Regions from separate parts of the Mus musculus genome. Here all the other regions are linked to region 1. A link is a loop called in an ENCODE intact Hi-C map of the cell type or tissue named here. Cell type or tissue: heart. All regions are shown on one strand. Links, peaks and the distances in the headings refer to the core of each region. The heading gives the core; the rest is flanking DNA.

Evidence for each region. Peaks named below come from ENCODE experiments on the same cell type or tissue, not always from the same donor. Only the 100,000 strongest peaks of a DNase experiment are listed, where the experiment ranks them.
Region 2: a loop joins it to region 1, with 5 times the contacts of the local background. A loop is called at or near these places in 9 of 42 quality-filtered maps.
Region 3: a loop joins it to region 1, with 4 times the contacts of the local background. A loop is called at or near these places in 8 of 42 quality-filtered maps.
Region 4: it touches region 1 in a loop (10-fold over the local background); 18 of 42 quality-filtered maps call a loop at or near these places.

What each region holds. Positions count from the first base shown.
Region 1 is chr10:29,530,952-29,538,653 of GRCm38, reverse strand. It overlaps Rspo3 (R-spondin 3), which reads left to right and starts at 2,787. Exons shown (of 5, transcript NM_028351.3): 1 at 2,787-3,422. The coding sequence starts at 3,326. In heart, for the core only: a CTCF peak has its summit at 5,694; a DNase peak (open chromatin) is centred at 5,643; H3K4me3 peaks cover 3,047 bases; H3K27ac peaks cover 1,632 bases; H3K27me3 peaks cover 947 bases.
Region 2 is chr10:30,533,674-30,541,375 of GRCm38, reverse strand. It overlaps Trmt11 (tRNA methyltransferase 11), which reads left to right. Exons shown (of 13, transcript NM_028604.3): 13 at 6,132-7,151. The coding sequence ends at 6,263. Among named protein-coding and RNA genes, the nearest start is that of Gm22623, 44 kb to the right of the region's middle. In heart, for the core only: a CTCF peak has its summit at 3,134 (motif pointing right); no DNase peak of the experiment used is centred there.
Region 3 is chr10:30,583,367-30,591,068 of GRCm38, reverse strand. Trmt11 (tRNA methyltransferase 11) reads left to right here. Exons shown (of 13, transcript NM_028604.3): 4 at 1-48; 5 at 134-226; 6 at 910-1,044; 7 at 3,474-3,630. Among named protein-coding and RNA genes, the nearest start is that of Trmt11, 13 kb to the left of the region's middle. In heart, for the core only: a CTCF peak has its summit at 3,775; no DNase peak of the experiment used is centred there.
Region 4 is chr10:30,415,443-30,423,144 of GRCm38, reverse strand. No RefSeq gene overlaps it. Among named protein-coding and RNA genes, the nearest start is that of Gm40622, 31 kb to the left of the region's middle. In heart, for the core only: a CTCF peak has its summit at 3,522; no DNase peak of the experiment used is centred there; H3K27me3 peaks cover 1,571 bases.

The sequences.
Region 1 (7,702 bases), core at 2,703-7,702:
GTGACAAATGTAAAATCATAAGAAAATTTCCAACTTTGCGCTACACCCGTGGCTTCTAAGTTGTTTTAGTATGGCGGTTCAGTGAGGCACTGTCAGCTTCTATGAACATTATTTTAATCTTTGCTGAATTGGAAAACTAGGTGCTTTATTGCACAAAATAGTCTATGGCATGCCTTCTGTAAGCTTCTGGAACAGTTGAGGGAATGTAAGACACAGACAGGCAAGTAAACACACATTTAATACTAAGGTAACATGGACCAAAACGGGGGAAAAAAAAAGGAGTTATTCTAAAGAAGGGTGTCAAGAAAGAAAGAATGTTCTCCCAATTTATTTAATGTTTTCCTTATGTTTCCTCTGAATGGTGCTTGTTCCTTGACAAGCTTTTCCTGCCCACTGCATCTAACACTTCTTTTCTGGGATGGATCAAGAACCTTAGCTGCTCAGTGGGTTTGTTTATTTACTTACCCTGCCATTCCTGTTCTCATCCTAAAGAACATATGTCTGCAGAGCACACGGGGAGAAGAGAAGTGGGTGTCCGTCATTGTGCTCATTTCCCTGAACTGTTCCACCAAATTGCTTTTTTATATGCCTTTTGCAATCTCATCCTATCCAGCTCAAGTAGCCTGGATTAGAAAGGCTGTCTCTGGAGTCCTTTTCAAAGGGAACCTCCCATAGCTTTTAAGCCCCCCACAGTTGATGATGCCGATATTCTGTATCTGAGGTATTAAACAAGAAGGAACAAAAAGCTGATGGGGACAGGCACAAAGAAATACAGTGGTTTTTTCACCAGATAGTCATTGTTGGAATTGGGTGGGCATCTGCAACTTCCCTAGTTCAGAGTGATAAATTGTCATTTATCAGTAGACTGTGTGTTCTCTCCTCCATCTCTCTCTCTCTCTCTCTCTCTTCTCTCTCTCTCTCTCTCTCTCTCTCTCTCTCTCTTTTCCTGTGTGTGTGTGTGTCTGTCTGTCTGTCTCTCTCTCTCTGGGTATGTGTGTGTGTTTGTGTGGGTATGCACCCTTGTGCATCTCATGCAGCTCCTGCTACTGTCCAGAAGTTTTATTCCAGAAAAAGAATCTGTGTGTAAATGGGAATTCTTAAAACCAAGTAAGACAAATCATACTCTGAAAGGGTCACTGCTTTCTTCATACTTAGAGAATAGTATGCCTGTTTTCAAACTTCCAGTAAAAGTAGGCAAAACATTTAATAATGACTTAGCAACAAAAGGCCAGCATCTCAGATTCTGTGTTTTAAAGCTTTGCAAAGAAAAACTATTCGAGGTCTCCTGACTTTTGTATCCAGGCCATTCCATCTCAGCCCCAATCTTGGGCTACATAACAGGCTCCAGAGACCTGGAACCTGGGGTGCTTTTCAATGAGACAGGCAGGAGCTGTGGCATTTGCTTCTCCTCTAACTTATCAACGCATACATTGAAGGCACTCCTGCAAATCTCAGTTGGTTTCAAAGTGGCCTGCCTGTAATCCAATGCTGCATAAAGCTTTAGCATTACAAAAGAATCCTTCAGAATACTCATCAGCACCCTTAGGACAGGTTTACATTAAAAATGCTTTGAGGCTTGTGACCTCCAACAAAACAATTCAGTAACTATAAGTGTCTGTGCTACAGAAGAAGAGGTAGGATGCCCAACAGCGGAAGTCATCCCAGGGCCTGGTCTTTTCCCTGGTAGTGGTTTAACCTGAGAACCTGATTCTCTCTCTCTCTCTCTCTCTCTCTCTCTCTCTCTCTCTCTCTCTACTGCCAAGAGCCCTCTACTCCCACTCCCCTTGCTCTGGAAACAGAAGCAAGAAATGGAAATGGACCTTTACTCATTATCACCAAATGGAGACAATCTTTCCACATAGTATTCTCAGTCCCCCAGATGAGAAACCAGAATGTACAACAGATCCTCTCAACAGCATAAGAAGATGAGAGAGAGAGAGAGAGAGAGAGAGAGAGAGAGAGAGAGAGAGAGAGATTAACACTCTTTAACAGTGACTACTTAGGGAAGTGCCTGAGGGAGGGGGGATCTTGCAGAGCAAAGGCTGGGCTTGGAAGAAAGCCACAGTACAATTGCTTTTCCATCCAGGTTACCCAGAGAGCTCACACCTCTGGGTCCTCCCCTTAGGATCAGGTAAAGCACCTTCAAGTTGAAGGGTAAACTCCCACCTAAGCCCCTTGAGACCACACAACACAACCACAGCTACTTTCCCTGGAAAAAGGGGGGGGAGGGAGTTGGGGGGGAGGGGAGGGTTAAAGCAACAGAGAGACACTGAGAAAGGCTAAGAGTTGAGAGGGCATCTGTATCCAGAAATCCCAAGAAATTAGGAACAAGAGAGTCGAGTGGTGAACTTCCCAAGAGCAGTTGCTGGAGTGAGGCAGGGTCTCTGAAGAACTGAAGGACATGGCCACTACTATGTGGTTAGATCTGCCAGAGGCCAAGGACAACAGAAGCATTGGGTCTGGGGTATTTGGTACAGCTGGGACAGAAACCACCAAACCCCAGTGCGCCCACCTTGCCGGGTTCAAATTGTCCCTCCCCCAACCCTGCTCCCGTTCTCCCGCCGTCTTTGCTGAGTCCAGAGATGCTCCGCCACAGACCCGGGACCCCTTAGGCGCCTCTTCCCGTCCATCTGCCAAATCGCAACGCCTGTACTTTTCCAGCTCCCTCTTTCCCTCTTGAAATTGAAAGTTATTGAGGTCGCTCCGGGTTGTTGCTCCTCCCCGTCCCCGAGCTCCCCCCGCCCCCCGCAGCCATCCCGTCTCCCCCTCCCTCCTCCTCCTTCCCTATGGGGTGCTCCTAGCCCGGCCCAACACTGGAGCGGCTCCTGCTCAGAACGCCAGAAGCAGCTCGGGTCTCTCCAGCGCCCCTTGACCATGGCTGCGGTACCCACGGCGTCCGCTTCCCTGCGCTCCCGGGGTCCCTGCCACAGCCGCAGCCGCTGCAGCCTCTGAGCCCCAGGGGCCACTGCTCGCCTGGATTCCGCCCGCAGCCGCCGCTGCTGTGCAACCGAGGCTAACCTGCGGCCAGCCAGGAGGCTCCTGCAACCTTCGCTCGCGGCGATGACAGCCACCCCAGAGCAGCCGGCTGTGTTCGGACAATTTGAGAATGCAATTGTTGGTTTCCCGGTCCACCCGTCCCGCTTCGCTTGCCATCACAGCACGCCTGTTGGATCTCAGTGGAGAAGTCCCGCTGCTCTGGTTTTTCTACTCTTCGTATAGACTCGCCTAACACCTACATACATATTTTTCTTTAAAAAAAAACATTAAATATAACTAACAGTGAAAAGAAAAAGGAGAGAAAAAAGGGAAACATTACAGGGTTACTATGCACTTGCGACTGATTTCTTGTTTTTTTATCATTTTGAACTTTATGGAATACATTGGCAGCCAAAACGCCTCCCGAGGAAGGCGCCAGCGAAGAAGTAAGTTTGGGGTTTTCTTTTTTTTTGGGGGGGGGAGTGGGAGAGGAGGGGGTATTGTTGTTGTTTGTTTTTGTTGTTGTTGTTTTGGTTTTGCTTTGCGTTATGTCTTTGCTCCCTTCCACCACATTCACCTGTCAGCTGGTTTTGCCTGCCCAGACCCAGCTGCTGGAGGAAACAGTCTTTTCAACCTACACCCTATGCCTCCCACAGGAGATAGCAACTCGGGGCACTGGCTCTTCTACTCCAGTACACAAACCAGTACTGGAGTCGGTGCACCCGGTGCTAGTCTGCCCCCCCCCCCCCCCCCCCCCCCCTGTAAATCAGGATCTGGAAATCTTTCTTTCTTTCCTAGATTCGCTGTAGGGATTTGTGCTTTCCTTTGAGGCTCCGACGGAGGCCTAGAGCCCCAGGCAGTTGGGTCTCCCTGCCTTTGGGTTGTTTGATAATGGCAGGCAAGGAGACTGGGATCATCCCAAATTCCCGCCTGGCTCCGGGAACCTTGGCTGCCCCTCCCCCTAGGTTGTTTTATGGTAGTCTAGTCAATCAACCTGGGGCGGGCCCAAGGGACAGTGAGCAAGCTCCCGCGCTGCAGCTTCCCACGAAGCGCACGAGTGGAGTGGCGCTGAGGCGCCAGGGCTTCCACGACTGTCTGCTGAGTTGCCCCATGTCCCATCCTCTGGGGTTGGAAGTCAGAGGAACTCCAGAGGTTCCGAACTTCAGTCACTTTCACGCCTTGCCTGTCCCCACGTGAATGCTCTGGCCACCTCAGACTCTTTAAAGGGGGTCCCCTGAGACAGGCGCATACTGAGAGTCGGGTTCCCCCAGCACATCTCCTCTCTGCTCTTCAGTCTATTACACAGGAGAGTATTATGTCCTGGCTGTGTGAAACTGTGCCTTTGCTGGAATTAAATGGATGCCTCAGGGCAGCCTCCACCTAAATTGGTGCAAGGCATGCCCGCATCTTTCAGAGATTCGGGAACAGATGTAAGGGTGGTTTCTCTTTTTGTTCCCGGGTGGCCCAGCACGCTGTTGTCAGTGCCCGCAAAGGTTGTCCTTTCGAAGAGCTAAGGACAACCCTGACTCTACCGAGGGCTCTTGGCCCCCCTGGGGTAGTTACTAAGGAAAACTAACAGAAAAAAACCAGTAAAGCAATTGCTTTGGTAGCTTGGATCTGGGGGGTTGTTCAGCCCATGACCTTGTCTGGTTCCCAGATGAGATCTCTTTCCCAAGTGTCCAGCCCACAAAACCCTTGAGGCAGGGATGTTGGTAGCTCTTAGGACACAGGACCACTTGTGTGGGGTGGAAATTTAGCAATCTCCTCTCTCCACTGTTTGTCTCTGTCCTGGCCCAGGACGTGAGGGTCCCCTGAAAGCTCCCTTTGTACCTCTAGCCCAAGCCAGACAAAGTTTGATTCACCTGAAAATTGCCTTTAAAAATCGTGGCTGGGCGGGAATACCAGAAGCTTGGAGTCCGAGTTGGCCCTATTGCCTCTAGGATCGCTTCTCAGCGCAGGAGAGCCTAAACTAAACATGTCAGGGCATCCGATTTATTATTCTTGGCCTCTGAGTGGTTTGTATTCTTTGGAACCCTCCCACCCACTCTATCGCTCAGGCCCTGCTGCTGCGGTATACTGAAGCGGCAGCCTGGGGGGCCACATCGCCACTCCTGGCCAGCTTGGTCCGCTGGGCACTGAGTTTCGGGGCCAGTGAGGAAAGCGAAGCTAGGAAGAACACGGCTGTTTGCCCCGCATAGCTCATGCCAATAGGCTTATCCCAGTCTACTCCATTCTGTAGTGTCCCGGACCCCGGAGCTACACACTTGCCGGGGTGGGGCAGGGTCCTGTGTCTCAGCATCACTGGTACCTGAGTTTTTGGTTGGGTGCGGGGGCTTCTGTTTCTGAAAGAAATAAAAGAAAGCAAAGAAAGTTTGTTATGCGTTCGTTCCCATCTCTACACCCCAAAGGACCAGAGTGGGGAAACTCAGAATGCGCACATCTGGGCTGGAACTAGGGCGATGATTTGTGAAGTCTAAAAGAGACTGCTTTTCTCTCTTCCTGTATCATCTCAAAGCCAAGTCAAAGGCGCCCTCTCGTTGTGTTGCGGGGTTAAGAAACAAAATAAATGGAATTGAGCTGGAATTTCAGTGATTCTATGGTAATGGGTCTGGAAAAGAGGTCTCTCCTGCTGCACTCTTGGTGCGGCTGCTCTTGAGTCGGCTTTTGCGGCTCGGTTGCTCCTGCAATCTTGGGAGAGGGGCGACCCCTTGCGTCCTCCGAGAAGACAGAAGAAAGATTTGGCAGGCGCAGCATAGCTTTTTGCAGTAAGGATCCTTGTTAAATGTCCAGAAACTTGAAATTAATGCAGCAGGTTTATAAAATCACCTGGACCGTGTTTTTAAAAACTACCTGAATAAAAATCTCCTTAATAGTAACTGGGACTATTTTTATAATGAATAATAAGGCAGTAGTCAAATTATTTTAAAACTGGCCAGACATTTCTCTTTTTCCACCATAAGGAAACTTAAGAGAGCAATTGGGAGTATCACGTTTGCTTTGTAGTAATAGCGTCATTTTCTTAAAGGTTTAGAAACATCACTAATGAGAGAGGTAGAAAATTAAGGTTAAAAATAAAAGACTCCTAAAGTCTTTTTTTCTTTTTAATGTGGTCTCTTAAATATCTTAGTACCAAAGGTCCTTACTAGCAAAGATTGTCATTTACGGTGTTAAACATGTTCAGATATAAAGCGTCATGTGAATATTCTTGTGTTTCTCTACAATAATCAATATTCTATTGATCTTCACAAACCAATGATCCTAATTATTACAGTCTACGATTTTCTCTATAAAATATGCAATGCTTTAAAACAGAAGTCTTATACTTTTTAAAATGTCTCTGTAGTTATGGTGCATAAACACATGATTGTACTGATTTTGATTGATATACAGTACCTAGAGATGACAAAATAAATTTCTTCAAGATAAAAACGTAAAGAAAGCATTTACTCACTCCAGAAAGTCATCATTCAGCAAGATTTTTAGCAGCAAGCTCTAGCTTTGGACACTGGACATTAATTTACAAAGCCTAAACTCTTTCTTTGATCTCATTTCCAGCTCAGCCTTTGAAGTTTTGTAAAGGCAACCTTTGAATTTTGTGTTGCATGTTAGTAGCATTTAAACATCATTTTTATCATAGCAATCATAATTCTTTCCTAATGCATCACATTTTTACCTGGATTATTTATGTGGGGTCAGAAACCTTCACTTGAAGTGTAGAAACTGGTACTACAGCATCTCCCTTCTGGAGAGAAGGGGGGTCTAAGAAACAGGACCTTACTAGCCAGCTAGATAGCCAGTCAATGAAATTTGTCTTCTCATATAAACGTTCCTGCCTTTTATGTATTTATACTATGCGCTGAACCTGCCATAGAGAGGATATCAGGCTAATGAAATAATTTACTTGATGATCTCCAGAATTCCATTTTCCCAATATGTTTAGAGACTAGGCTATTGTGCATAACTGGTCATCTTTATAAGTGTTGTTGCGATGATGCTGACAAATGACGAATCTGACTAGAGTGTTTTCTCATCATACTTCATTATTTGATTATCCAGAAGCCTCCCTAGGATGATTCTGCCCCCGAGGGCATTTCCTCTCTGCAAGAGGGTATTAGGTACAATGTTCTTTAATTGTGGGCATCTATTAACTTCATCTTAGTTTTTCAGATTTTTAGATCATTCGTGTTTTAGAAATTCATTATATGCCTACCAATTAAAATACAGCTACTACAATCTGCAGAGAGGGGTGAAAAGAATCAAAAGTACAACAAAAATAATCACACTAATAATATATTTATCGGAACTGATTACTTCCTATGATGGTGTAGGGATGTTGACATATGTAAGCTTTTCTGATCTCTTGGTGATTTTATTGCTGATCCTGGTAATCATGTTAACAGATAAAATAAAAAAAAACACTGTTAAATTGAAATATTAATGTAATGTTTTATTTGGAGATTTGGAACAATGCCCTGTTTCGTTTCTTGCCTACATTTGCCACCTGCATGCCTTAGTCTTAAGAACAACAGTTCAAGAGAGATCTGACCAAGAACTGTTGGAGAAAGTGCCTTCTATGGCGTATCACATGGTATGAATGCAAATCAAAGATAAATTCAATTTCCTAGGAAATGGTGGCACATGAAAATACAAACAAAGTGCATTTCCCTTTCTGAGCTCTAACTAAAGCATCTTTGAGCTAGGAAGTTTTTTTTTCCCAAAATATTTT
Region 2 (7,702 bases), core at 946-5,945, 1.0 Mb before region 1:
GCACCCTTCAGTTGCTGGTGCTTGCTATGACAACAGTACTGGTTTTCACTTATCATGGAATGAGTTTTACAAGTTGTTTGTATTTGCGTATTTACTTGGTTCTATATGAACAGTGACGCAGAAGAAATCGTTATCTTATTATCGGGAACTGCCACTTCTAAGATGACTTAAACCTGATGACAATTGAAATAGAAGCAGTTGGGTTTCTGTTAAAGGACTCTAGAATCCTGCAAGCTTATCTTCTGGGTAGGGAGCTCCCTGCAGCTTGAAGAACAAGCAGTTTCTAAGTTCATGCTTGTCTTTAGGTTTGTAAGTGGTGATTTGGAGGTTCTGTAAAATTAGCTCTTAACAGTGAGAAGTACTGTGAAGCAAAATGCTGCGTTTGGTCAGTGTGGGTACTTGGTGGTCAGAGAGACTTTAGAGCTGAGTTAATGCGAGCCTTTGAGGATGGCTGTCCAGTGAAGGGAAGAAGGTGAGGAGATTGGTCCTGGGTTTTGCTTTGAGAAGGAGAAATTCCAGAGTAGGTGCTGTGAGAATGGAGGAAGTTGTGTCACTGAACATATTTTACATTCATTCCTTCATCTTTCCCATTTTTGCACATTTTCTTTCCTTAACTTAAACATAGGTTCTCACAGAGACAGAACTTCATGGTGTGCTGTACTCAACATTTGCATTTGTGGGACCGTATTTGTCACGTCTTGGGCTTAAGTAGACCAGGCTTTGTCCTTACCCATAGAGCGCTTGTTCACTAGGAGAAAGTCACCCCGACTCTTTCTATGTAAGCTGTTGGGGTTGTAGTGCCATGTGAGAGTGGCTGCATGAACACAACACATTTGTCTGAGGAGATGGTGCTTGAGGCAAGAGACAGGTGCAGTTTGGTGAGGTAACTGTCGTTTTAAGTCTGGGAGGGATGAGAAGGGCTCTGGGATATGCAGGGGATCCTGATATTTCAGCTTCAATGGATGCTGGGTGTCTTGGAGAAAAACATCTAGAGACAACCTGAAAAACTAGCAATGCCCATGTGAAAGGCCTTATATACCGGTGTATGCCTCTCCTATCTATGAGTGACGGCAAGGCTATGAAGGGTGTTTGTTCGTAGAGAGGCAGAAGTGTATGTATTATGACCCTGCCCTTCACTTCAGAGTGAAGGGCAGCTTGAGCTGGGGATGTTAGCTTGTGACGCTCTGACAAGGCTCCAGACCTCCAGAAGTAAAGAGATGAGCTGTGAACCAGAAGTGAGGGGATGTGAAGCTGAAGAGGAAGTAAGAGTTTGGGGATGAGATAGACACAGTGTGATGTGATGGATGGATAACTGGGGCAAAGGTGCTGGACTCGAGGATGACTTCCGAGAACTCTAGACTGGAACAGTTGAGTAGCTGATTTTCCTGTGTATATCTACATCCCCCTAAGAACCATCCACCAGAAGGTCTCACTTTCCTCATTACTGTGAGTCTCCCAGCTGCCTTGTCTGCTTCTGCACAGTCTCCTTCCATCTCATTTCCTGGACAGCAGGCCAAAACATTTTTCGGAAAGGGAATAATGAAAATCTAGTTTTTAAATTGTTTTGGTGACTCTGTTCCTGGTATTATCATTAGGTGTAGTTGGTGCCGCTTTGTCTTCTGTTCACTGCGCCTTAACTTTCAGTCTCCTTTCAGGTTCCAAAATGGACTCGCTTTCTCCATATTCAGCTTCTTTACATAGAGTTCTGCCTTTGAATGTTTATAAAGGTTACATTATTCTGCAGCTCTTGGATAAGTGTCCTTTCCTTTATATTCCCACGGGTTGCCAATTCATCCCACCATTTAACACCAGTGTGCTTGGAAGTGTGTCATTGATGTCTCCCACCAGGATCTGTGAACTCACAGACCTCCAGGCCTTTCCTCAATATATGCAAGTGTATATGGAACGGTTTAGTATATGTGGAACTGTTAATGTGGGACTGTTTGTTTAGTATATGTGGAAGTGTCTAGTGTATATGGGACTGTCCAGTGTATATGGAACTGTTTAGTATTTATAGAACTGTTTAATGATTATTTGGGGCCCCTCATTTGCAATAAAAATCATAATGAACAATATTTAAACATGTTAAGGAGGAGAAGGAAAAGGTAATTGGGGACAGCTAGAAATTTCCTGTTGGAAATAAACCAAATTTTACCATTAGTTTCCTCTTGAAGTCCCTGGAACAGACTATTTTAGTCCTATAATATCAAGTAGGCTTTATTTCCCGTGTAAAACAAACCAGAAGCAGCTGAAGTGGAGAACGTACCACTTTTACTTTATTTAAGGAGGAGGTGAAGGACAAGAGTGGCAGACTTGCACAGGAAGACCAGAATTAGGGCAAGGTTACCTAAGTGTTTTCAGCGAAGGATCTTCGCTTCCTTTCCAGTCTAAACAGTGTACCATCTTGATTGAGATGCACTATTAAAGATGCGTTCTTTCTGTAATCCAGAGTGTCCTTAGCTCTCCTTAGAATGGCGTTTCCTGTGGTGCTGCATGATTTGTAGTTCCTTTTCTTGACAATTTATTTCCCTTTACATTCCAGTACAAAGTTATAAGTACCTGAAACACTTTCTTTTTAATGTCCTTGAAGTTCTTTTTTAATGCTGCCTTTTTAATTTAGAACTAAGTTATACAAAATTTACAGTCACCTAGGTGTGATGAAGCTGTAACCCCTGCGTGCAGTGGCAGAGGCAGGAAGGTGGAGCGTCTAAAGGCCGTCTAGGCTGTAAATCGTGACACTGCCTCAGCTGTGCAGGAAGCAGAGCAGCACACACAGCTCACGTGACTGTGGGCAACTTTGTGTGCTTTTCCTTTCTCCTTCTACAGAAGGACTTGTTTTTCACCCAGATGAGTGGCACCACTTCAGAATCTTTGAAGTATGTACGTCTTCCTAGCTCTGCATCATTCTCTGTGGATGAAACGGTGTGCATCCATGATAATACTGTCTAGTGTGATCATCCTGGCCATAGGAGGGCTGTATGATGGAAGGTGTTCTGAACAGTTAAGACTTTCAGCAAATGAAGCAGGGTGCTCCTGATAGTCGGGTGTACAGTCTTCACAGCTAGAAACAGTTTTCATCTACATCAGGAAATCCCATGAAGAAGAACTATCTGCATTAGCCAGCAGAGGGTAGTGTGTGCATGAAAGTGAACCACTGGCTTGTGAGGCTCCTTTGGCAAGTGTGTTAGAGTTCCTAGATGGCGTATGTGTACAATTAGCAATACTGATAGGACAGTGGTTACGAGGCTCTGTCTAAAAGCTGAGATCTAAAGTGTGTGCTACCATAACATTGCTGTTCCACGAAGAATGTCCTTTAAATGTCAGGCTCCATTTTGAAGGACCCACTAATCTACCATGTGGGAAATTGACTGAGTCATCTATATGTGTTCACATAACGTCTCGTTTTTTAAAAGGACAGAAGAATAATGAGAAAAGCATTGAGCCTTTGATGTGTGACTTGGGCAGCAACCCCACAGTGCTGCTTCCCAGCTGTATGCCTTATGGCAGATCGTTCAAGCTCTTTCAATCTCTGTTTCCCTATCTCCAAAACACAGATGAAAAGAATGCAGAAAAATTAAATAATTACCATAGACAAGACCCAGTTGGTAACAAATATAGTAGTGCTTTTATAAATGAACCCGTCTCTTTCCTGTAACATTTACAATTGCTGATTGTCTTTGAAAGGAGAGAGGTGTGAGAGCTATTGGTTTCTGATGGTTTCTGTGTTTTCCTCCCGAGCTTAGTTACTGGCTGAGAAATGACAGGAAGCAATAGTGTTGTCAGATGCAAGGTTTACTTAAGGAGGAGTTGATACGAAAGAGAGCTGCAAACTTCCAAGGGAAGGCAGTTGTTCATTTCTCTTTGACACCCGCTTTTACCAACAGCGCTACTACTCCTAAAGTGGGCATTGTGGCCTTACTCTTCATCTCCACAGCTTTCACTTCTGTGGTTTCCCAGCTGTGACTTTCTACTTCATATGCATGCAGTATTTCTGTTCATTAGAAATGTACAGAATTGTGGTTCTGCAATACATAAATGATAGATACCATGATTGATCTCCGTGGGTGGGTGTGGGACGGTTATAAAAACCAAATAAAGACCTTGAGTGAATGAAGAAGGTCAAAGACGGTTGCTTGAGAGCACCCTTTCCCTTTCAGAGAAGCTTGATGGCCTTCAGGATACTGAGTGAAGCCTAGCCTCCAGCTGTTCCTGATGGAGATGAGAGGCAGTGTGAACAGAGGAGAGTACGGTTTAAAATATGTAGAGCTGAATGTTATCACCCAAGTGTGAGCCTTAAGAGGAACTGAAAGACCTATGGGCGGGGAAAGAAAACAAATTGAATTTGCTGTTTGTTTTGAATTGTGGTGATGTCATTCTGTATGGCATCTCTATGTGATGATAGATGTTCCATGAGGAACATTTTTCTGTTAGGATATTCCCACAGAGGTGGGAATGTTAGCCATAGTCCCTGAATGTCTGGTTTATCTCGAAGCAAGACTTACTGCTGCCAGGTCCTTGGCTGCCCAGGGAATTTCAGAGCTTTGGGGTTCCAGGAGTTTCTGTAATGCTGTATTTCACAGCTGGGGGATAGTTCGTTTAGAAAGTGGCTATTTGAGCACAGGACTCATATATTTACTCAACACAGATTTCTCTCTGTTTCTCAGAATATGAGGAGAATGCATCTTTTCCCTGAGCACCTGACATTTCGACAGCTAATGATCCTATCAACTGTCTGCTGGCTATATACTTCTGCTGCCTTGTCTCTGTGGCACTGAGGAAAATACATCTTGCCCTTACTGCTCAGAGTTCTTTTTTATGAGCCTATATTGATTGCTCAAAATACTGGTGTGTCATTTTCACCATGCCTACAGTCAATTTGGTCACCTCTGTCCGTTCTGTGTCAAGAGTTTGCCTCATTCTTCTCCTTTAGTTCAGTGATAATCTATTTGCCAAGCTATCTCTTTGCTCCATGAAAGAAACCCGTTTTCCACAATGTTTGACTCTTATCTTCTCCCTCCTTGATGGATTCACATTAGAAGCTGGGGTGAGAGAGGGGCACTGCCTGGCACTGTGGCATTCTGCATTTCTCTCTGCAAGTCCTCATCACAGGTGCAGTAAGGTGTTCCTGCAGGTAACTGTGGTGTATTTTGAGAGGTCCTATGTGGCTATGGAAGCCATAAGGAGAATAGTGGGCAGAAAGGCAGAGCTAGGAGGGAGTTGCAGCCAGTGTTTGACTCTTGTGCCAAAGAAGAAAACAAGACTCCAGCCGGGCGTGGTGGCGCACGCCTTTAATCCCAGCACTCGGGAGGCAGAGACAGGTGGATTTCTGAGTTCGAGGCCAGCCTGGTCTACAAAGTGAGTTCCAGGACAGCTAGGGCTATACAGAGAAACCCTGTCTCAAAAAACCCAAAAAACAAGAAAGCAAGACTCGATTAAGGGAAGTGCTATATGAATTTACAGTAAATTTCCAAAAGTCTGTGTGTAGTTGAATGTGAATTTAAAGAAATACATAGGAAATGGAACTTTATTTCAACTTAGGTTTCTGTTTCTACTTGAAATTGTTTGTGAGACTGAGTGTGAAACTAATGTTTCAGGTTTCTGTCAGTCCTCTCATCTAACCCAGAATGTGTGGGGCATTCTAACCCAGATCAACTCTTTCAATGCCCAGTGAGTAATCTGAGTTCCAGGCCTTATTTAGCTGTGAAGTCTATAGGCGTGGAACTCCCCAGTCACCCCGCATCTGCATCTCTTGTGTTGGAATCTCTTGTGCTGATGGAATGCGGACACAGTTTGAAGTTTTGTGTAACTTTGTGACATTACAAACTGCCACAGTTTCCTGGTGTATACCTTCTCTCTTGACAAGAAGCTTCTTTGGTATTTTCCACAGCCCAGATGATTTCAGGGAACGGCGAGATAGTTGTAGTCTGACCATGTTCTTTCTCTTTGCCCAGTGAGGTGAAGTGATGTCACTTGGAATTCCCAAGTGTGATGCAGATGTAGGGTGTGTATTCATACTGTAAAGCCAAGCAAATGTATTGTGACTTGCTTAGAGAATGACTAGTCTGGTTACAAGAGGTTTACAAAAGAAATAACTTACATGTCTTTATATTTTGTATTTTCTATCCTTCCAGAACCGGGACAAGTATTCACACCTGCTGAGTGATCATTTTCTGCCGTACCAAGGACATAATTCTTTCCGTGAGAAATATTTTAGTGGTGTAACAAAAAGAATTGCCAAGGAAGAAAAATGCAGCCACGAGTGAAAACTCTGATGCTGACAATCAGGAAAGAAGGAGCGTTTTATAAAAAGGCTTTGGATGGGAATTTGTGCATATGATTAAAAAACCTGTGCTGATTTACAATTTTTATATAAATAACTGCTATTAATCAAAATTGGATAATTTCAAAATGGTCTTTGTTTTAGAGACTATTTTGATGTATATGTCTTTTGAGCCTTGTTAAGTGTCAGGGACTGGTATATATATATATAGAGAGAGAAAGTGTTTATATTTTTACAAAGACAATATTGTATCTGCCACATACATGGTAGGTAATTAATAGTGATTTAGAACTTACTCATTTTGTAAAGTTGCTTGGTTTGACTTTTAGTTGTGACTGTTTTTCATTGACACCAATAAACTTTACTGGGAATTTCTAAAAATTATGTGATACTCAGTATTTCTCATGGAATGTTTAACCATAAATCCCATATTAGTCATAACAGTGGCCATGCAGAGGCAAGGAAACCTAAGGGCTGAGAACTGTGGAGAATCCAACCCCAAGACCTCCACGAGGGCCCTTGTGCTTCTGAAGGTGTCTGCTCCTTGGATTTGCTCTTGCATTCCTAAAACTTGACTGTTGGTCACGTTAACTAACTACCTTCAATGTTTGGTTGAGAAAGTTACATTTAAAAGCAGGCACAGCAGCTCAAGTCCTTGACGGCCACGCAAAGGCATTGGGTTTCATCAGTACTCACTGAGACAGAAGCTGTAGTTTTCTTGAAGGAAAAACTTTGCTGAGTCTACGTAATGTCCATCATGGAAATACCTTTTTTGCAAACCACTTTTCCCATTAATTCTAGCTGCTAATAGCTTTCTGCTTTTGGTGGTACCTCAGTGAGGTGGCAGTAAATGGATACTTTCTTTCTAACCAGCGCCTATTTGATTTGTGGTGTTGTTGTTGTCGTCGTCATTGTTGTTGTTGTTGTCGTCGTCGTCGTCATTAATGTACTGTGACTGCTGGTTTTATGAGCTCACTGGATTATCTTGCATGGCTTAGGAGCCACAAATGACCAATGCTGTGCAGAGGTCAGGCATTTAGTTGCGCTCTCCTTGTCATGTGCTCCTGATTTCACCACATCTAAAGTCTTCCCTGTTTATTTGGGGTGGTATTTGTACACTAGGGGAGATCTAAAAGTGTTCATGGGTAATTTATTTGTACTATTCCTGTTATGCATGGTCTTACTTTAAAGTATTTGAGGATATATGGGGGATGGGTATTAAATCTCTAGCTGACTCAATTGGAATGTGAGATATTTAGTTTAATCCCTTTTTGTGGATTGTCTCAAAACTTAAACTAAGTTCTAGAAATTCACAATATTTATACTCTCCCTGCCCAAAAAAATGAATTCATAGTAAGAATAATCAAATTACTTTTATTATTATTAATTGAAATCTTTTGAGCATCAGCTGTGAGGTTTATT
Region 3 (7,702 bases), core at 1,205-6,204, 1.1 Mb before region 1:
CCCGAGGAGCTGTATACTTCTCTTAAAAGTTACCCCGTGGAGAAGATGGTGCGTAGTGAAATGTGATTTTACATAGGCAAGTGTGAACATTTGGTATAATTCCTAAGCTTAAACTATTTTTCTTCTATTTTAGGTTCCATATCTGCATTCAGATTCGACATATAAAATAAAGATTCACACATTTAATAAAACATTAACTCAAGAAGAAAAAGTGAAACGAATTGATGTAAGTGGTACTGGCTGACCCAGAGCCTGCAGTCAGTGCGCCCTAGCTGTTGATGTATGTGAACATGTGAGATGAGCTGACCCAGAGCCTGTAGTCAGTGCACCCTAGCTGTTGATGTGTGTGAACATGTGAGATGAGCTGACCCAGAGCCTGCAGTCAGTGCGCCCTAGCTGTTGATGTATGTGAACATGTGAGATGAGCTGACCCAGAGCCTGCAGTCAGTGCACCCTAGCTGTTGATGTATGTGAACATGTGAGATGAGCTGACCCAGAGCCTGCAGTCAGTGCGCCCTTGATGTTGATGTATATGAACATGTGAGATGAGCTGACCCAGAGCCTGCAGTCAGTGCGCCCTAGCTGTTGATGTATGTGAACATGTGAGATGAGCTGACCCAGAGCCTGCAGTCAGTGCGCCCTAGCTGTTGATGTATGTGAACATGTGAGATGAGCTGACCCAGAGCCTGCAGTCAGTGCGCCCTTGATGTTGATGTATGTGAACATGTGTCTGTTAAGCACTTTCCATATTGTGTGTGTGTGTGTGTGTGTGTGTGTGTGTGTATCTTGTTTCATTCTGACACCAGACGTAGACTCACTCAATATATATTAGTAGATAAGCACTATTTTCTAGGATTCTTTTTGTAAATTTTTGTAGTACATTAGATTGATTGATTGATTGGTTTTTAGGCACTTGAATTTCTGCCGTTTCAAGGAAAAGTGAACTTAAAGAAACCACAGCATGTATTCTCCATTTTGGAGGACTATGGTTTGGACCCAAACTCTATCCCCAAGGATCCACATAATATTTATTTTGGCAGATGGGTGAGTAAGTTCTTTCTACCTCTCTTTTTTTTTCTTTCTACCTATCTTACTTCATTTTTTATTTGCTTTTTTGTATGTTTGGGTTTTGTTGTTGTTTCTTTAAGCTAGATGTGGGGTATAGGTCAGTCAGGAACACTGGTCAAGAGTTCATGAGGCGTGAAGCAAATACAACAGAATGCCATGCTGTTATTTCTTTTTTTTTTTTTTTTAATAAATGTAAAAATTTGAAGCAACTTGAGAGTCAGAACTACTGTATGGATTAAAATTGCCAAAATGTATGTAGTTATGGTCGGTATGTTTTAGAAATCCCTGTGAAACACAACAAGCCTGTTAGATAGGAGTTCTAGGACAAGGGGGTACCTGATGATGGAAGCAAGTCTTCCCAGGATGTCAGGACTACTGGTTGTGCAACAGGGAGAGGGCAGAATTCGAGGCCTGTTTAGTGATATATGGAGATCTCAAATCTGAGTCTTCCTTTCTGAGAGTAAATCACGGATGTGTTCTGCTCAGTTCTTTGAGTCTGGAATAGGTGGATGGAAGCCAAGACCCATGTTATTTTGTCTTGTCTTGAAAGACAAGATGGAGATCAGAATACTCAAGACCACTCCTGAGAATAATTATATTTATATTTGCGTCATACTGGATTTGAAAAGAAGTAAAAAGATTTGATTTTAGTGATCTCAATATAACCCAATTAAAAAAATGGCACAGAGCCAAACAGAATTCTCATCAAAGGAATATTGAATGGCCAAGAAGCATTTAAAGAAATACTCAAAGTCCGTAGTCATCAGGGAAAAGCAAATCAAAACAACAGTGAGATTCCATCTTATATTGGTCAGAATGGCTAAGATCAAAATTTCAAGTGATAACACATGCTGTCAAGAATGTGGAGGAAGGCTGAAGCAATCTACAGATTTAATGCAATCCCCATCAAAATTCCAACTCAATTCTTCATAGAGTTAGAAAGAGCAATTCTCAAATTTATTTGGAATAACAAAAAACCCGGGATATCAAAAACTATTCTCAACACTAAAAGAACTGGAGGAATCACCGTCCCTGATCTCAAGCTGTACTACAGAGCAATTGTGATAAAAACTGCATGGGACTGGTACAGCGACAGACAGGTAGATCAATGGAACAGAATTAAAGATCCAGAAATAATCCCACACACCGTATGGTCACTTGATCTTTGACAAAGGAGCTAAAACCATCCAGTAGAAAAAAGACAGCATTTTCAACAAATGGTGCTGGTTCAACTGGCAGTCAGCATGTAGAGGTATGGAAATTGATCCATTCTTATCTCCTACCTGAGTGAGGTAACCCAGTCACAAAAGAACACACATGGTTTGTACTCACTGGTAAGTGGATATTAACCCAAAAGCTCAGAATGTTCAAGATACAATTCACAGACCGTATGAAGCTCAAGAAGAAGGAAGACCAAAGCATGGATGCTTCCGTACTTCTTAGAAGGGGGAAACAAAATACTCATGATAGGAAATATGGAGACAGAGTTTGGAGCAGAGACTGAAGGAAAGGCCATCCAGAAACTGCCCCACCTGGGAATAGATCCCATATACAGACACCAAACCCAGACACTATTGTGTATGCCAAGAAGTGCTTGCTGACAGGAGCCTGATATAGCTGTCTCCTGAGAGGCTCTGTGAGAGCCTGACAAATACAGAGGTGGATGCTCGCAGCCAGCCATTGGACTGAGCATGGGGTCCCCCATCTCCATGAGTTAGAGAAAGAACTGAAGGAGCCGAAACATTTGCAGCCCATAGGAAGAACAACAGTAGCAACCAACCAGATCCCCCAGAGCTCCCAGGGACTAAAACACCAATCAAAGAGTACATGTGGAGGGACCCATGGTTCCAGCTGCATATGTTGCAGTGGATGGCCTTGTTGGACATCAATGGGAGGAGAGGCCCTTGGTCCTGGGAAGACTTGATGCCTCAGTGTAGGGGAATGCCAGGGCGGGGAGGTGGGAGTTGGTGGGTAGTTAGGGGAACACAATCATAGAAGCATCGAGATGGAAGATGGGAGAGGGGGGTTCTGGAGGGGAAACCGGGAAAGGTAATAACATTCGAAATGTAAAAAAAAAAAAAAATATCCAATAAAATAAAATAATTTGCATCCTCCATTGCTGGTAGAAGTACAAACTTGTACAACCACTCTGAAAATCAATTTGGTGTGTTTTCAGAGAACCTGGAATAGTTCACCTGAAGACCCAGCTATACCACTCCTGGCCATATACCCAAAAGATGTTCCACCATCCCTTTGAATATTTTTTTTTTTACTTGATTAAGTTTAGAATAGTCATAAGTGGAAAGAACTGTTCTCATTAGCAAGGTACTATGATTTTATAGTGAATTATTATCTTGAGTCTGTTCTGTATAGCTAGACTAACTTGACAAATACCTCTGATCTAGATTGCAGATGGACAAAGAGAGCTAATTGAGTCATACAGTGTCAAAAAGAGACATTTTATTGGAAATACAAGTATGGATGCTGGTTTATCATTCATCATGACCAACCATGCAAAAGTGAAAGAAAATGATCTTGTCTTTGACCCCTTTGTTGGAACAGGTATTATAAATCCATTGGTTACACTACTGCATAGATGTTGCTTATTTATAGTAGTGAGGAACAAGAGAGTGACGTGGCAGTCTTTTCTTGTATTATACTTAAAACACTTCGTCACTTGGTGGATGTGACTAGGTTTTATTTACCAAGCTAGCCACTTGGGGGAGCATTGGTCTTATTTTTTTCACAGATGTCTTACGGTAGCTCATACATTTGATTCTGTTTGTGGAAGTGTGATTCTGAGGGTGTCTACATAGCTGACTAGAACCTGCCTGCTGACATCATACCACACTCTTTGTAACTTCCCTGGGATGCTCCACTAATTCAGTCTCGGGGCAAGTTGACTTCATCTGATTCTGACGTCATTCTTGCTTCAGAGTGCTTTCTTGCTTGATGCTTGAGAGAGCATTATTTTATTTAATTTTCATCTGACTGACCCCATTATTCTTGTTTGGTTAGTGACTCTGTAGCTGTCAGTCTAAGGAGCAGTGAGGGTGCAAATGTTGAGGAAAGGTGTGAAGTGCCCTGTGTGAATTCTCCTCTGATGACAACTAGCATGAAGATCCTGTAAAAGGTTTCCTGAGGTGGTGACAGTGCAAGAAGTGACTCCAGCAGTCTGACTTCACAGTTCATGTCTTCTTTGCTTCTGCAGAGCTGTCTCTCTCAGGCTTTACTGGCTGACACTTGCACCCAAATTAACTTCATGAGTGTGACCAAATGTGATTAGTAATAGAAATAGTATCAGGTCCAGAATTCCCAGCTGGTGCAAGGAGATTTTTTGGAATTTTTTTTGAACTAATTCTCCAGTAAGCTTTCTGCTGTGTCTCCATGCATCTTACTCTCAACCTACCCGTTTGATCTTTCCTATCTTCGTTTATCTGAAAACAGTGTCCTATATGTTGAACTTGATATTGGCACTTATGTCAAGTTTCTTTAAAAGTTATGAATATATACTATCTAATTTCAGCATAAGCTTTGTTCACATTTGGCTTCCTTTATCATTTTATTTTATTTACATGTTTTCTTGAATCATTTGAAGGTTACACTTATTATATACTTCTCTCAAATATATTAGTATATATTTCTCTTTTTTTAGTATACCTTTCTTAAGAATAAGGATTTTACATATATATATATATATATATGTGTATATATACATATATATATGCATATATATACATATACACACACATATATATATTGCATCTATATACATATATTCTGTGACTGGATGTATTTTACTGTTAACATTTTCTTTGTTTGGAACATTACTAAACTGTTTAAGTATAGAATAGTTTTCATTTCAGTTGCTTGAGTCTTTCTCATTATAGGTATGGGTTATACATTTGTAGCTGGACTGTGACACTAAGAGATGTGTCCTTCTCAAGGCTTACAGATTCTGCTTCTTTGCCTCTTAGTGTAATACTAATTTTTATCAGCATGGTATTATAATTTGCTTTTCTATTATGTGATAGTGACTGTTTATTTTCTACTCTTGCAGTTAATGTAAGGCACTGTGGGGAGGCACAGTAGGAGCTAGTAAAGTATCCTGTTCCTTATCTAGCTGTTTCCACCTTGACAATTCAGAGTTCGCATCCATTGACAAGGTTCCTCTTTGAAACTGTTTTTCCTTGTATGAGTTTTCTACTCTAGCACCTCTGGTACTGATCTACATTCATTATTTTGTAAACAAGAAACCTTTCTTTACTTCCTGTTGTTAATTTTACTTATTACTAGCATGAACTACTAAGTCCCCCCTTTTTCCTCTGGTGATTTATATGTCCTCTAATTCCTTAATTACTTCCTTACTCACATTAGCCTACTTTTACCAGGCCTTTCACATTGAATCTGTCTTTTGATCTAGCATTCTCTTTTTTTTTTTTTTAAAGAGAACTTTAAAAGTTTCTGGCTTATCTTTTACGTCCCAAAACCATGGCTCCAGTCATTTCTCCCAGTACCCCTTGTTTGGGTAAGAAAGGAAATACACATGTGTATACACATGATATGTATGTGACTGCAAATGCAAATGCACATGGATTTACTCCTGTGTTTATATATATATATATATATATATTATGCATGAGGCATGTGTGCAAATGGAAATGCACACACATATACTCCTGTGTATACACGTAATATATATATATGTGAGTGCAAATGGAAATGCACATGGGTATACTCCTGTGTTTATACATATAATATGCACACGTGCAAATGGAAATGCACAAATATATACTCCTGTGTATGTACACATAATGTGTATGTGAGAGCAAATGGAAATACACATGCATATATTCCTGTGTGTATACACATAAAAAAACCTACAGACAGTCTTATCAGAAATCATGGTTTTTTTATGTGTAGGAGCTATTTCTGTTGAGTATCACAGATTTGTTTCCTACTTGTTCCTTCTATGTCATGAATTACTTTCTTTACACTCAGAACTCTGGTTCTTATGTTCAGCACGTTTGCTCTTTTGTTCAATTCTACAATTATCTAAAATAGTCAAGATTGCCATACCCATGCCACTTGGGGGAAAAGAATCCTATTATGTTAGCTTTCTGTTGCTGTGCTAGGACACCAAGGCAACTCACAGAAGGATTTGGATTTATGGTTCTAGAGGCTAGGAATCCATCATGTTGGGGAGGTGTGGCAGCAAGGGGCAGGAGCAAGGATGCTGCGTTCACATCTTTTACCACAAGCACTAAGCAGAAGGATCAAATTGGAATTTGCAAGACCTTTTACTCCCAAAGCCTGCTCCCAGTGACATACTTCCTCAAGGACAGTTCACCACCAAAATTTGGTCAAACAGCACCAACTGGGAACCTAGTGTTCAAATATCTGAGTGTGTGTGGGGGAACGGACATTGTCATTCAAACCACCACACCTACCATAGACAATGTAAGACATACTTTCATTCTGTCCTTGCTTAAGGAGCAATAAAAAGATACCATGTGCTTGCTTTTCTCTGCATTTGAAATTCACAGGGTTCCGTTTGTTGTAGTTTTCTCTCAGTTTTAGATTTTGGTTCCCTGCCATTACTTCTGTTTAATTATGTTAGTTTTACATATGCAGAAGATAAACTCACATCCAGTAGTCACAGCTACACAATAATGCACTTTTATTTTTATCCCTTCCTTTGTTGGCCAACCTTGTTTTCTCATTGATTTTTCTAGTGATATGCTTATATATGCCCAGTTTTTTACCCGTACTCTTTTATATAAAATGTTTGATAGTCTGTATGTTATTTCTCTCTCTCTCTCTCTCTCTCTCTCTCTCTCTCTCTGTATCCTCTCTTACCTGCATTTCTTAGAAACCTCTTCCTGTTTCGAGACTGTTTTATATTCTTTTGTTATTTTTGGTGCTGGAGATAATAATACAAGCCACTCTGTTACTGAACTACGTTTTAGCCCACCTTCATTCTCTTATGTAGTGTTTGTTTGTTTGTTTGTTTAGTATAGAACAGAGTTTATTTAGGGCATGGGGAGGGGAGTTAACAGAATAGAATAGTAGATGCAGAGAAAGGCAGAGAGAAGGAGAGCATGGAGAAGTAGAGGCCGCCATGACCACGTGGAGAGGGGGGAGGGGCAAGGGGAAAGCAAGAATAAGAGAGACAAGAGAGTAAGAGACTCTCTTGTAGGTTTAAACCTTAAATATATTACATTACATGATTTGTTACTATAATCTCTTATGCATAGGTACAGATAGTTTTTGATATTTTATACTTAAAAATAATGCTTGCAGTAGCCCATTGTAATTTTGAAGGTAGAGCCCTGGTGCGCATTCCTGGAAGCAGGATTGTCAGGTTAAAGGGAATCTGTGGTGTTGCTAGATGTTGCTAAATAATTCTCTAATATTTAGCCTTGACTTTCTGCAGCCATCTAAGAGAATTCTTGCTTTCCTGCAGTTTTACTCCTAAGAATATATTGCCAAGTTTTGAAATTTTCCTGATTTGTTGGCTGAAAATGGTATCTAAAGATAGTGTTAATTTGTATCTGATTATAAGTCAAGTTACAGTTTTGGTTTTTTTTTTTTTTTTAGGGCCATCGTATATCATATTTTGAACAGACTTTTT
Region 4 (7,702 bases), core at 1,204-6,203, 890 kb before region 1:
ACTGTGACAACCATTTAAGCTGCCAAGTGTCTTTTATAAACACTTTCTTAGGTAAGTAGGGTTTTAACACCCTTTCCCAAAGGGTCAAGTTGGCAGACATGGCCTTTTACTTCATTTCCACATATTTCTAGATCTAAATCCGCAGGTCAAAATATATGCCACTCATTTCCTAGATTTAGCTTTCAACTCTCTCCAAAGGCTGGCGCCAAAGAATCTTTTTGCAGAGACTTTCAGCATGGCCATTAGTCACTAGCCTGTAAATATTGAATGTTGCACACTGGAAGTTCCTCAAACCAAACTAGTCCCTTATAATGAGGAGCAGGCCGACTTTCCTTTAAAAGCACATGGCTGACTATTTGGTGGGATTCAAGATATTATGAACATTTTGTGTTACTATTGGAGTTCTAGAACCCATAGCTCACAATTCCCATGAATTACATGTAGTCTTTCCGGGCACTTACTGTGTTAAAAAGACTCTCTCCTGCCTCTCCTCTGGGAAAGATTTTGATGATTGTAGCATGTGCCATTATGTAATACCATCATTCTTTTGATAGAGAAAATAGAAGATAGAAAACAAAATGCCAGGCAAGGAAAATGTGTTGAAAGAAGGAAAGTGATGCACAGAGAAGAAAGTAAATCACTGAGTGGACAGAGTGTGTCAACATATTAGATGCCCTGAAATCATCAGGGAAGATTCAGTATCCTGGGGGTACTGTGTTAATTTTTCAAAGACTTACATTGCTTTGGCTGAATATATACTGAGGATACCTTCCTGGAAAAACAAGCTGAAAATATTTATCAAGGGAATAAACACACCTGCATACTTCCAAACAATAATTATAATTGTGGAGCTTTATCCTAAAATAACAGTGAATAGATTTTTACTAAAAGATGTTCAGTAGGACATTAGTTATAATATAAAAAGTGTTAGAACAAATCAAAAGTTTCTTGTAGGGAAAAGACACTATGGCAATGAATTCATAAATAAATAAATAAATTCAGTAAAAGTGACTAGAATGGTTCATGAAATATGTTAGTTAGCACTGAGATCTCAAACATATAAAACCCATGTGCACAGATAGTGGAATTTTAATAGTAGTTATTCATGGATGTTAGTTATACCTCTCTATTTCCTTTAATATTTTAAAAGTTTTCCAACATGGTCATTTATTACTTTTATATACAGTAGAATGTGATATTAAAAATTCACTCAAGAGAAAGTGTTTATATCAAAGTTATCAACCTAAATATGGATGCCTCTGAGGAGGCTGACTATAGCTGGAAAGCAACTACCCAGAGGGTAACTGAGAGTTCAGCAGCAATATAATACTATATCTGGCACCAGATGTTCGATTTTTGGATAATGCTGTAGCTTACTGTGGACAAACCTGGAGAATAAAAAGCAATTTTCATGAAGATAAGTATTAAGGAATATTTCTAAGCTTTTCTGGATAAGAGCAAAAATGTTTGTGAAGCTAAGAGAACATGTGGAATAAAGTTCTTCTGGGCTCAAAGGTACAGGTAGCAGCTTTACTGTTCACTAGATGTTGGTGTAACCTTTGTTAGATTTTGTTTGTTCCTAATATGAACTTGATTCCAATCTTTCAGATATCTTTGTCAAATGCAGAGTGAGTCTGGCCTCACTATCCTTTCTCTAGCTGGCATGCTTGGCACATCTCTCTTTGCTCAGGTTGTTTTGTCCCATGTTAAGTAATTGTTCTTTCAAGCTCTACAGTTACCACAAAGTATTGTGATCATTATTTGTTTTTTGAATGGTCTCAACATACTTTTGGAATTTTTATCATTTTTCTTTTCTAAAGACTATTAAATTGTGAAATTTCTGTTCATAATAATTCATCTTTTGTACCTTGTATCTTGTCCACATAGAATTGATTTTTTTTTAACCACCCCTTCAGAAAGCAGGTAGTTTGGCTGGCCCAGAGGCTGACTTCCCTACTTTGTGTAATTCAGATCTGATCGAATCTGTTGGCTTTCAAAAATCATGACAAAAAAAAAAAAAGGTTTCAAATTTTCTCAACGAATTATTTTTCTAGACTAAATAGACTCTGGGCTGAAAAGTGGGAGAACCAAGCTATCAACTTGACTTATCCTACCACTTACTGCTCTTAGGAGAAGTGAACAGCAGACTGGACTAAATTTAGCAAGAGAAATAATTGGGTGTGGACCTTAGCCTGCTGTCTGGCTGACAGAGAGGGTCTTGTGTCTTGTGTAGACAGAGGACCCATTACATCTAAAGCAATCTGCATGCTTTTGTTTTTCTTTTTTGAGATAAGATCTCCCTAATGCCACAGTGGCTTTTTATTTGTGATCTGTCTTATCCTCCAAGGTGCAGAGACTACAGGAATTCATCATATCTGATTGACCATATTCTTTGAGATTATAGGCATTCATCATACCAAATCAGCAGTATGCTCCTTAGACTTTCCAGATCAATTAATTTCTGGGTCACCTCCTCTTTAATCATAAATCTATTCCTTTTTACACAAGACTTCCTCACTCCCAAGTAGTTTTTTTGACATTGTTAAAGGAATACTAAGCTAGAATATTCACTGTTTGCAAGAAAAGTCTATTTCTCCATAAGTATATAATCTACAAATCTTATACTTAGTTGAAAATCCCCCAAGAAAGATCCTTTAGTGGGCTCTAAAGACTTGGATTACAAATCCTGAGGCTATACTTAAGCCTTTCTGTTGCACATGTTCTTTATCTATTATGTAGGATTTAAGAAGAATACCTTACCTTTGAGACTTGCTTTGATGATGGAGTGAACTAATGTTAAGTGACTACACTCGAGGTTGGCACAGAGCAAGCAGGCAATGGTAGTTCTAGGAAGTTGGTGTAAAAGCTTGAGTTTGTAGAGTCAGCTTATTCCAATAAGTGAATGCTCTCTCTCTCTCTCTCTCTCTCTCTCTCTCTCTCTCTCTCTCTCTCTCTCTCATGTGTTTTCATTCCTCATTCATTCTTCAGACATGACATACCTTGCTAAATTTCTTGAGCACATATGCTATATTAAAAGCATAGTAGAAAACCAATATAAGGAAAGCAGCATTTTCTGCAGGGTTCTGTGGATTCACTTAGCATGGTGTTGATCTCCACCAAAAAGAAAAAAAACCAACCCAGATATATATCTATATCTGTATATATTAGAGGCTGTTCTGAAGAGAGCATCCACGGTTAAAAAAATAACGTAAACAAAGGCTAAGAAATCTGGGACAACAAGATTAGGGAGTGGTTTGAGAGAGAGAGAGAGCGTGAGGAGTACAAGCATGTCCGATCAAATGCTCATGGGAAGAGGAGGAGTCAGTAGGTGGTTCTGAAGGACTGAGGCTGATTTTGTGAGTTAGGAATATAAGAGGGTGGGGAGACACACAAAAAATTTATTTTTTTGTCTCCTTATTTTACTGTTGTCCCTCTGTTTCTATTTAAGGGAGAATAATTCATAGATGAAATTTTCTGTCCGTGGAGACTATTCTGGACTTATAAACCACCAAGAATAAAACAGATGACCACTTGGTGGGGGTGTTGTAGAAGGGATGAATTCACTGATGGGGCAATCAACCAAATGATCAGAAATTTTCTTTTATTCAGAGACTGTGCTTGAATCTTCCCCGTGGGAGATTCTTACACATTTGAAAATTCAAGTACAGTGTTGTGTTTTTAGATACCCTATGAGTGCATTTTATTCTATTTTTCTTAGTTGCAATAGCAACATGCTAATATGCAAGTAGCTCTTCTGTTTCAAGTACTTCTCACACAGGTAAATTATGTCTCTCTACCAGATCACAATGTCTCTCTATATTTCAGAATGGATTTTACTACTGAAAAACAATATTTACTTATTTGCTTCTTCTATCCTGCTAAATTCACAGGAGGAGCTACAAATACACACTTAAAATCAAGAATATGCCAAATCTGGAAAATTCGGTTAAGAGGATCTATAATTAAATGATTTAGCTTCATTTCTTTCATATGCGTTGAAATTGAGCCTTATTAATTTTTCTCCCCAAAGCCTTTTCTAATGTCCTCCATCTGAGTTCTGTTAATTTTCTCCCCAATCCCTGGCCCACTTACAATGTTTTGACTAGAGTATTGTTATTTGTGAACACGTCTCTTTCTCTTGCTACATGGCAGAGGGGGATCTGTTCTGCGCATGTCTGAAATGCCCACAACACCTATTGTCCTTCTCTGCAAGGAGAGATGCTCACTAGATGTTTGTTCTTTGAAGTGACTCTCAGTCATAAATGCATTTGCTTTTATGCACTGTGAATTCAGTCCAGCAGTGACTAAGGGAGTGAGAGTCAGATGTCGCTTGTGAGATTAGGGTAGCACTGACAACATAGATCATGATCCTTACATTAAAAGATGACAGTCACAATGGCTCTGGATATATAGGATCATGATGGGAAGAAGAGATGTGGAGGATGCTCCCCACATCCATGCCTTTATGTTTGTGGTCTGCTGCAATTGTGTGGAGGACTTATGGGTAGTTATAAAAATAGACAGAAAATTTCGTTCTGTTTTTAGTTTTACCACTTACTAGAAATATTGTGTCAGGAAAAACACCAACCTTTCTGATCTTACTTCCTTCATGCAGGGGGAGCATTATAGAACCTGCTCACTCTAATAATCTTTGACTTTACTAAATTGAGAGGCTCCCACCTTCTATGTTTTTAATCTCTTACTTTTCCACTGCTTGCAATGTGTACAATTTCAAACAAGTAATGCAATCTTTGTGTGGCTCAGCTTCCTAACTTAGAAAACGAGAGATACCTATTTCATTGGGTTGTGTTCAGTATTAAATACTTATGTAGTGTTAGAGCAGGGTTGGAATAAGCATTGGTAAAAATGTTAACTCATTTATTTGGTTACCTTGCTGAAAATATAGTAGTCCATCTCCAATTAAAATTTCAAACAGTTCTTGGCATAGTACCTGGTGTAGGTAATGCATTCGATATAGGTTTTTGGTCCTTATTTTTTTTTTTCTTTAGCACATGTAAAACTGTATTTGTATTATATCACAGGATACCTCTGATCACCCACTTAGTCCACAATATGACATCTTTTTCCCTTACTCTGTGTTTGTTTTTCCTTAACTGATCTTTGATTTCTGTCTTGTTGTCTTGTTGTTCTGGGATTATTGTAAAACTTTTCTTCCTAATGCTCATATAGCTCACAAGTAAGCAGACAAGAAAAATCACACACAAAGAAGTTATCTTTTGGATATTTAAATCTGATAGTCTGGTGAAAGGCACAGTTACGAACCTCATCTTGCTTAGGATATGGTGTTGATATCACTGTGAAATTGTTCAGTTCAGTGAAGTTCTGCATTTTAATTTAATGAATATATATTGTTAATTTGATCTTTGATAAGCTCTGATTTAACTTCACATATATGAGATTCCACTAGAGGTAGGTGAGAACAAATTGGGAAGAGAGAAACAATGGATTCTTAGTCTCAAAGAATCTGCATTTCAATTGGATGTGATAGTTTGGGTATTTTCTTTGGAAGATAATTATTTATATATGATGCCTTTTGCTTTAATATATTTAATTTAAAATTAAATTAGCAATGTTATTTAATTTTAAATTATTTTATTTTATTTATGTATATTTATGTGTCTGTACATGATTATGTGCACATGTGTGTGGGTGCCCATGGGTAGGTTACAGGGAGTGGTGGGTCATCAAATGTGAGTGTTGAGGCCTGAGCTCAGGACGTTAGGAAGGACAAGTGCCCTTAACTGCTTGACAATTTTTCAAGTTCCTTATTTAAATTTTCTTTCTTAAATTTAAAAAGTCGATTGAGTTTAGAGAGCTTAGGCACATGTCAGCAGCTTGCTGGTGCAGAAGAAGTCAGAGAGGCCCTCTGATGATCACTCTAGGGTCCATGTGCCAACGTCTTTAAACAGGATAGTGTGAGCCTATGTTCTGCCAAAGGTACCTTGGGTGAAGTGTTCCTTGTATGCGTCCCTGATTTTATTATTAATCTGAAAAATATTTCTGCTTCTCCAACATGATCCACAATTTTTCAACTTTGAATTCCTGACAGTCATGATTTAAAGCTTCAAGCATATGATTATGAGATGGTGGTTCCCTAACATTTACCACAACCTCCCAGCTAACCACATAACAGTTGACACTCAAGATTTATTCTAGAAGCAAAAAGAAATCTTTCTCTCCACATTCAGACCAACTCCTTGGGAAAATATTAGCAGTGTCAAAAAATCCAAATGAGGTTAAGTCGGAAGCATTGCTCCTCTGTAGGAGAAAGCTACCACCACAGCACTCTCCATGAACAAATTTGAAATATAATAGTTGGATAATATTGGTCATTATTTATTAGATTTCAGGAGAAAATTTATAATTACTGAGCATCCAGGAGGAAATTATCTCTTGGAGTCAAGTCTGCTTACACTGATACTTACAGATATTTATATTTATTTCCCTTGGCAGACATGGCCAAACACATTTTTGAAAAATACTTTGTGGTAAAAACAAGGCAGACTACATTGAAAAAATATCTACCACAGAAGGAATAATAATAGCTTCCATGTCTGGAGACAACAGACAGGCATTAAATATAAAGGAATTATTTTATCTTGGACAAGAAAATTGCTGTTACAGCAAATTTCGACCTTGTCAGAGTCTGGACAATTCTTCAGTTTAAAACATCTCCCCTGACAGAGCTCAGGCCACAGATGAGATAACTGATCTGAGGTTTAGCAGTATTGGCAAGGCGGTGCATTATGGGATTTAGCAATAGAGTGTTTGCTCCCTGAAGAGAGAACTACAGGAATCTCAGGAACGTACATCAATCCCCCAGTGTAGAAGCAGTATGTCTAAGTGTATTTCAAGCAAATCCTCACCTCACCACATAAAGCTGCAGTTCCAGCATGCCTTCAAAAGGAAACTAGCACAGGGGTCCCAGGGCAGAATGACTCTCCTAGAGACAAATCCATCCTTCAACTCTTCATTTGACAAGGCAGTCTATTTTAGTCATCTCTCTCTCTCTCTCTCTCTCTCTCTCTCTCTCTCTCTCTCTCCCTCCCTCTCTCTCTCTCTCTCTCTCTCTTTCTCTCTCTCTCTCTCTCTCTCTCTCTCTCTCTCTCTCTCTCTCTGCTTTGTTTTTCTGAGTCCATTATCTTCTCTTATTTATCAACTACTACATCAGTGTCAAGCTCTTGATTTTTTCTTTTCTTTTAGACAATGCATAAATTGTTTAATATTCCCTTAGGTACAATGACTCAGAAAATTAAAAAAGAAAAAAGATCACTTCTGTTGTCAGTGATGATTGCTGGTTAGATTTTATTTGGTCAGTGTAATAGGACCTATCTAAATAAGTAGAGTGTTAGAATGTGCCTCAGGGCATATTTACCAAATTTTTAAGATGAGGGTGTGTGCTATTTTCTTCAATAGAGAGAATAAAAGTCAATTGCTTTAAGTTAAAAAGAAAAGGAAAAATGGTCCAGCAAGGCTGAAAAACGAATGGCCTTAGAGGTCAAGAGCACTTTTTGCTCTTGCAGAGGTCCTGCGTGCTTTGTTTGGTTTTCAGCATCTATAGACCAACTCCTTGGGAAAATATTAGCAGTGTCAAATAATCCAAATGAGGTTAAGTCGGAAACATTGCTCCTCTGTAGGAGAAAGCTACCACCACAGCACTCTCCATGAACAAATTTGAAAT